Regions from separate parts of the Homo sapiens genome. Here region 1 is linked to region 2. A link is an interaction called in ENCODE POLR2A ChIA-PET data of the cell type or tissue named here. Cell type or tissue: GM12878. All regions are shown on one strand.

Region 1 (4,000 bases), 78 kb before region 2:
CCATGCAAGGAGTCGTGGGACTTGGTATTAGGAGGCCAAACCTTGCCAGAACAGTCAGATGAGGGAATCCAAGGCAGAAAGGAAGCAGGGGTGAGTGGGAGATGGGCAGGTGGAAGCAAGTAGTTCTCTTTGGAGAAAGTAGAATAATTTTTTCAATGAGCTGATCTACTTTCTGTCTTGATGAGTTTGCCTGTTCTGGACAACTCATAAATGGAATCAGACAGGTAGCATAATATTGCTTAGGTTCATCATGTTGCAGTGTAGTGTTCCATTGCATGGACACACCGCATTCTGTTTTATCTACTCTTCAGTTGGTGGACATTTGGGCCGTTTCCACTCTGGCTACATTATGAATGAAGCTGCTACAAACTTGTGTACAAGTTGCTGTGTGGACATATATGTTCATTTCTCTTGGGTAGATCTTCTACATTTTTTGTTGTTTATGTTTTCCAAGAGCTTATAATAAATAGTCCCATTTATTCACATGCTTAGTTTCTTTTTTTTTTTTTTTTTTTTTGAGACGGAGTCTCACTCTGTCGCCCAGGCTGAAGTGCAGTGGCGCGGTCTCAGCTCACTGCAGCCTCTGCCTCCTGGGTTCAGGCAGTTCTCTGCCTCAGCCTCCCAAGTAGCTGGGATTATAGGCACCCACCTCCACACCCAGCTAATTTTTTGTATTTTTAGTAGAGACGGGGTTTCACCATCTTGGCCAGGCTGGTCTTGAACTCCTGTCCTTGTGATCCACCCGACTCGGTCTCCCAAAGTGCTGGGATTACAGACGTGAGCCACCGCGCCCGGCCCACATGCTTAGTTTCTATGTTCCTGTAACTAATTTGCCCTAAATCTTGTGACAGAAACTTGCAATGTGGTGGTCAGTTCCTTTCTTTCCTGTCCCATCTGATGGCTATGGTTTAGGTCTGCTCTCCCTTCACTTATCTTGGGACAACCCCTAACCATCACCCTTGGGGGCAATGTTGAAGCTCTTCTTTCCCAGTTCTTGATTTTTACTCACTTATTTTAGTGGAGCACATCCTCCAGTGGCTTCCTGAGAAAGAGTACATTTAGGTAACTCTTCGAGGCCTTGCCTGTCTAAAAACATCTTTCTACCAACCTCATTCCACTTTGGTAGTTTGGCTGAGTTTAGAATTTTAGGTTGGACAGAGTTTTATGTCAGAATTTTGAAGGCATTGTCTGATTATCTTCTTGCTTCTAGTAGAGAAATCTGATGCCATTTCCATTCTTGATCCTTTGTGTGACCTGTTTTCTTCTCTGGAAGCTTTTGGGATCCTGTCTTTATGTTCTGAATTCCATGACAACGTGCCTTGATGTGACTGGGCCGACAGTCACTGTCCCAACTTGTTGGGGCTCTGGAGAGCTGTGTCTGATACCTGAATTCATGCAGTCCCCCTGCCATCAGCCTCCTTGTCACCTGAGCCTGCAGAGGAACTTCCAGTACCTGAGCCTTTCCATGGCACTGATTTGGGCCTCTGCTTGCTTCTCTCTGCAGACACCCAGTTTCATCTTTGGCAGAGTATCCTGCATGCAGTACCTGGCACTGAATAGGCACTCTGTAAAGGTGTGTCTAATGAGGGAAGGAAAGCACCTCAAGTTCAGTCTGGGTGTTCACACCATTGGGAAAGTTGGAGTGGCCAACTGGCTGAGCTAGGAGTGAGTGTTGGGGATGGTTGTGGTCAGCACACCCCTAGGAGGTGGAGGTGGGAGAAGAGTGGAAACTGACTTCACATTTCTCCAGGGAGGGATGCTTTGGAAAAACTGCTCAGTGAGATGAAGCACAGATCTGCTTTTCATCCCTTTTGTACCTTTTTAAAGACATAAGGTATGTTTTGACACTGGAGTATATATGAGGGTTGCTAACGTTTGGGTTGAAAGAGCTGCTGTTGTCCACAGCTTATTTATTTTCCACCCATTTTTGTCTCCTGGTCTCATCCAGTTACATTTCCTGGGATATGTTTTTGGAGGTTGCTCAGATCACGGCACTAGAGTCCCTTTGGGTTTCTCCTCCCTCCTCTGTCTATTTGGCCTCGCCCTTGACAAACATTCCCCACATTCACACCCAGGCCTTTGGCCTAATGTTCTTGAATGCTGCTTGCCTCTCATTGAATAGGCTTTTATGTAGCTCTCATATTCAGTTCATATTTTGGCATTTTAAAAAATATATATTTTTGCTTCTTTCTCAACTAGATCATTTCACTCCTCAAATTTGTAATTAAAAAAAGGAAATTCTCAAGCAGTTTTATTCAATTAGAACTTTGCAAATATCAAATTGTCCGTATCCTTCTGGATTCTCGTCTGAACATTGCTTATCTGCGTACATATCACAGTGTTTTCACATAGGGATTGCTGTATGTTGAAGTAGTTGAGGTGTAATAGCCATATAATCTAATGTGATCCATCTGAATAGGCAAACCCTTGCACACCTGTGTACCTGTTGAACATTTTCATCATTTGCAGTTTTTTCTTAACATAAGCACTGTTCTGAATACTTGTGAACAAGTCACTTGGGAGTTTGTTCATGGGCGTGTATCTTCCAAAGAGGAGTCTTCAAGTTCAGCTGGGTAACACACTATCAGCTGTAGCCCTTTCATTTTAAAAACATTTCCAGTGCTGCAAATTACTATGGTGATTGGGAATTACAACTTGGAAATATTTTTATTTTTTTAAAAGATAGTACATTCATATGAATCAAAATAAAATACATAAAAAGGTACTATGAAAAGTCTTGCTCCCGGCCCTACCCACTATCTGCGTAGTCCCACCGCTCCCTCACAAGTAATTAAATTTTTAGTTTCTTTTACCTGCTTCAAAATGTATTTGTTATTACAAAAGAAGCTAATAACAAATATTGATTTTAGTTTTTGCTTTGCTTTCCTTTTTGACTGAAAAAGTTAGCATGCTATAAGCCCTGTTCTTCTGTGCCTTGCCTTTTCCTTTCTGCTTACCAATGTATCTTATAGATCATCCCAGACTTTTTCACTGCTGCATGGTTTTCCATTTGATGATGCCCTGTAATTTATTCATCCAGTCCTTTTTTGATGGACATCTGAAGGTATTTTCAGTCTTCTGCTATTAAAAACAATGCTGCGAATAGCTTTGTAAATTCTTCCTTTCACACATGTGCAAGTCTAGAGGCAGGAGCGGTTACCAGAAGTGGGATTGTTGGATCAAAGCCAGGGTGGTGCTGTCTCCGACATAGTTGTCGCAAGAATCCAGTTAGGTAAAACATAAGAGGGGCTGGTCACAGTGGCTCATGCCTATAATCCCAGCACTTGGGGAGGCCGAGCCGGGTGAATCATGGGGTCAGGAGATCAAGACCATCCTGGCTAACATGGTGAAACCCTGTCTCGACTAAAAAATACAAAAAATTAGCCGGGCGTGGTGGCATGAGCCTGTAATCCCAGCTACGTGGGAGGCTGAGGCAGGAGAATCGCTTGAATCCAGGAGGTGGAGGTTGCAGTGAGCTGAAATCGCACCACTGTATTCTAGCTGGGACACCAGAGCGAGACGTCCGTCTCAAAAAAAAAAAAAAGATTATAATGGAGCTATTGCCATACCATCTAGGTGTGTGTAAGTATACTCTGTGATGTTTGCACAATGAAGCAGTTGCCTAATGACACATTTCTCAGAATGAATCCTGTTGTCAAGTGACACATGACTTTATTTGATAATGAATACAAGACCATTTCATCTTGATCCCAGATAGATACATTGAGATGCATTGATGTTCTCTAAGTGAACGTGACTCATCCTGTTCTTTATTAGTTATTGACTGTTTCCGTAGTCACCTCTACTTTTTGATCGTTCACCAGGTTTTGAAATCACTGTGTAGGCAGCACCCACTATGCAGTTCAAAACTTTATGTAGGCCTGTTTTGTACTGGGCTCCAGGTTCAGTGCTGGCAAATAAACAAGTTCCTTGTTCTCACAGAATGTGTATGGCCTTGGGTGCCAGGCACCGTTCCATGCCTTAACCTACATTCGTCTCA
Region 2 (4,000 bases):
TTGCCCTGGACCCCGGGGTCTCTCACCCCATCAAGGCTCCAGGGCAGCCACCCCTTATCTCTTCTGCCTGCCCCCCTCCACTACCACTAAGCCTGTGTCACCAAAACTCATCCATTGATCCAGGCTTAAAATAACCCCTGGCATCTGCAGCAAGCCCCGCGGGGCGGGCAGAGGAGCCGAGTCCCTGCTCCTGAAGGGCACCCGCCCCGCCCCCAGCTCCCAATGCTGGCAGCTCGAGTGTGCGGGTGTCTGCGCGTGTTTGGGTGACAGCAAGAGTGTGCATGTCTGGGGCTAGCATGACTATGAGGGCCTTCCCTGCACGGTGGGCATGTGTGTGCACACGTGTTTGTCAGCATACATGCTCCTGTGCACGAACGGCCTTCCTCCATGTCCAGCCCTCACCTGGTGCTCAGTTCTGGCTGGGGAAGGCTGGGGGCCCTGAGAGGTGTGGACATGACAAACAGCCTGTGCTGGGCCTCAGTGTCCCCATTTTAGGTGGTGGGTGACCAGTCTGCCAGCTCTGCTGAGCCCTGGGAAAGGTTTGGGATTTCCTAGAGAGAAACTCAAGACTCAGAGAGAGGAAGTGACTTGCTGTGACTGGCACACAGCCAGGAAGGGCAGGGTCTGGCCTGGAACCTGCACTATGAGTCCCGAATCCACATTCTGGCCAGTTCAGCACACCCGGGAGGCACTCCTACCCCACGACAGGGCCCTTGCCAACACCTGACCCAGGCTCATTTGCCCCCTGTCTGGTCACGCAGGCTGCCCTCTCTTCCTGGAACCCCTTTCCAGCCCCACATGCCCAGAGTTTCTAGGTTTTATTTATTTATTTATGAAACGGAGTCTCTCTGTGTTGCCCAGGCTGGAGTGCAGTGGTGTGATCTCGGCTCACTGCAACCTCTGCCTCCTGGATTCAACCAATTCTCCTGCCTCAGCCTCCCGAGTAGCTGGGATTTATAAGGACCCGCCACCATGCCTGGCTAATTTTTGTTTTGTTTTGTTTTGAGACGGAGTCTCACACTGTCGCCCAGCTGGAGTCCAGTGGCGCGATCTTGGCTCACTCCAACCTCCGCCTCCCAGGTTCAAGCGATTCTCCTGCCTCAGCCTCCGGAGTTGCTGAGATTACAGGTGCACGCCACCACGCCTGGCTAATTTTTGTAATTTTTAGTAGAGACAGGGTTTCACCGTATTGATCAGGCGGGTCGCGAACTCCTGACCTCAGGTGATCCGCCCGCCTCGGCCTCCCAAAATTCTGGGATTACAGGCGTGAGCCACGGGGCCCGGCCTAATTTTTGTATTTTTAGTAGAGACGGGGGTTTCACCATGTTGGCAGGGCTGGTCTCGAACTCCTGACTTCAAGTTATCGGCCCGCTTTGGCTTCCCAAAGTGCTGGGATTACAGGTGCGAGCCACTGCGCCCAGCCTTTATCCTTTATTTTGGAGCCAGGCTGACCGGGTTGGAATTCCTGCTCTTCAGGGCCATTCAACCTTTCTAGGCCTCAGTTTTGTCATCTGCAAGATGGGCTACCAGCATTTCGGCAGGGTTACAGGGAGAAGCAGTGGGCCCCAGAGACACTGAAGCCAGGCTGAGAAGACCGTGACCGCGGATGCCACCCACAAGCCTCCAAGGCCTCATTCCTAAGCTAATTTCACTTCCATTTCCTCAATGATGCAGTTACCCAAGAAGCAGAGGCTCTTGGGGACTCTGGGCTCCCTGCTGGTGCAAATGCCGATACCAGGAGGGGTTCTGGAGGGAGGGCCCACGGCTGTCTTTGTCTCCCGCGAGGCAACTCTGACTCAGGCTCCAGCTGCCCGTGGGAGGGAGGGGGCGCCCGGGCTCCTGAGGTCGCCAGGGAGCGGCGGGACTGGGAGGCTCCAAAGCCCTCAGTGTACGTGCGAATCCGGAGCGGACACCGAGACCTTAGCGCGGGAACCAAGAGAGGACAGAGCTCCACGGAGGCCACAGCGCGTGCACGGGGACAGGTGCGCCCTCCCCGGCAGCCCCCCTGCTCCTCGGTCACAGTTCTGTGCGGAGGCGTCTTGCGCCCTCCCCCCTGAGCCTCGCCCTTGAGTCGGGGCCGTGGGCCGCATCCAGGCCCCCAGGGCTCGGGATGCGCGTGAGGACCCGGACTCCCGAGGGCGCAGAGGTCGGGAGCCCGAAGCAGGCGCCCTTGGCCTTGGTCCCGCCCCTTATCCGGTCCCAAGCTTTTTCCTCGCCCCTTGGCCTTGACTCCACCCCTTAGGCATGCCGCTGGCCCCGCCCCTTTCCGGCCACCTTGAGGCTTGGGGGTCCCTCAGCCCCGCCTCTCTTCTTGACCCCGCCCCTTGGCAGCACCCCCTACCCCCGCCCCACGTCCAAATCTCCCGGGGCCGGTGGTGGCCGGGGCTGACGGCGGAAGCCGCGCAGAGACTCGCTTGCCCCGAAGTCGCTGGATTCGGGCCTGGATCCCAGATTATCCGCAGCCTAGGGGAGTGGAGAGATGCCCAAGGTTCCTCTGGGTCCCGGGACCCCAGTAGCGTCCCTCCCCCCGTCCCCCACGCCAACCACTGAGCGCCCTTCGGAGTCCCGGGAGGAAAGCGTAGGGGCGGGGAACTCTGGCATCTCTCTCCTCCCGGTTGCTCCCCGACTCTGCCCCGCTATTCCGCTATTTGGGGCAGTCGTTTCTACCGCACCCCCATTCTCTCCCCACCCTCGGGTCATGAGGGCAGGACCAGGCCTGCTCACACCTCCCTGCTGGGGGCGTTCCCTGGCTCTAGCAGGGGTCCCTCTGTCCCTACATGCCACAGGACCTCTTCAATCTCCAAGGACAGCTAGGTGGGCCTCAAGAGCCCCATTTTGCAGATGGGAAGAGGGGCCCAGAGAGTTGAGGCCCAGTGAGATGCTACCAGCTTGCAGGGATAGTGCTGTGTTGAGCCATCCCTGCTGAAACGAAAGTGGGGGGTCAGGCCTTCCTCCCTGGCCTCACCAGCTGGGCCTCCACAACCCCTCCTGGAGCCCCCAGCCTCTGGCTACCAGGCAGGAAGTGAAAGGGGCCTGCAGGAAGCCCCAGGAGGAAGCGAGACTTCAGCCAGGCCTGCCCCCACCGGCCAGGGCCCTGGGGACCTGGTGGGAATCAGACCCTCCTTCAGGAAAAGCTGGCCCGAAACACAGGCTCAGAGAGAGGCCTTTTCCCTTCAGTTCCCACCCGCAAAACGGCGCTTCCAGAGTCTGTCTGGGATCCCTCTTATCAAAATGAGAGAACAGTTGGGGAGAAAATCTGAGTAGTGATGAAACCAGGGAGTGGGGCCTGGCATCAGTCCCCGAGTTCTCCGCTCCCAAGGAGGGGGTCCGGGCCAATGACATTCTGCTGGGCAGGCATGGCCGCCAAGCGCAGGAGCCCAGGGTTCGCCCAGCTCCACCACCCACCTGTTGTATCTTGGGCCGGATCCCATTACCTCACAGGGCCTCTCTTTTCCTATCTGCAAACTGGACCATATAATCCCTCCTCATGGATGTGAAATGGTCTAGATTTTCAGGAGAAAATTTGGACCAACAGGGACCTTTAAAAAGGTCAAGGCTGGGCCGGGCACGATGGCTCACGCCTGTAATCCCAGCACTTTGGGAGGCCGAGGTGGACGGATCATGAGGTCAGGAGATCGAGACCATCCTGGCTAATATGGTGAAACCCTGTCTCTACTAAAAATACAAAAAAATTAGCCAGGCGTGGTGGCGGGCGCCTGTAGTCCCAGCTACTCAGGAGGCTGAGGCAGGAGAATGGCGTGAACCCGGGAGGCAGAGTTTGCAGTGAGCCGAGATTGCACCACTGCACCCCAACCTGGGCGACAGAGCGAGACTCCGTCTCAAAAAAAAAAACAAAACAAAAAGGTCAAGGCTGGCTGGGCGCGGTGGCTCATGCCTGTAATCCCAGCACTTTGGGAGGCCAAGGCGGGCAGATCACCTGAGGTCGGGAGTTTGAGACCAGCCTGGCCAACATGGAGAAACCTCATCTCTACTAAAAGTA

What was found. ChIA-PET counts read pairs that join two places held together with the same protein. Peaks named below come from ENCODE experiments on the same cell type or tissue, not always from the same donor. Only the 100,000 strongest peaks of a DNase experiment are listed, where the experiment ranks them.
Region 1: POLR2A ChIA-PET joins it to region 2 with 8 read pairs; 19 of 35 experiments call an interaction of 5 or more read pairs at or near these places.

The regions. Positions count from the first base shown.
Region 1 is chr22:41,839,461-41,843,460 of GRCh38, forward strand. The region is part of intron 1 of SREBF2 (sterol regulatory element binding transcription factor 2); the gene reads left to right. Among named protein-coding and RNA genes, the nearest start is that of SREBF2-AS1, 6.8 kb to the left of the region's middle. In GM12878, no CTCF peak of the experiment used is centred here; no DNase peak of the experiment used is centred here; H3K4me3 peaks cover 1,614 bases; H3K27ac peaks cover 550 bases.
Region 2 is chr22:41,917,737-41,921,736 of GRCh38, forward strand. LOC124905125 (a long non-coding RNA gene) reads right to left here and starts at 926. Exons shown (of 2, transcript XR_007068113.1): 1 at 1-926. RefSeq lists enhancers at 1-103, 114-203, 1,318-1,821, 2,774-2,853, 2,934-3,003 and a silencer at 1,864-2,333. In GM12878, no CTCF peak of the experiment used is centred here; DNase peaks (open chromatin) are centred at 1,654, 2,305 and 2,755; H3K4me3 peaks cover 3,321 bases; H3K27ac peaks cover 3,519 bases.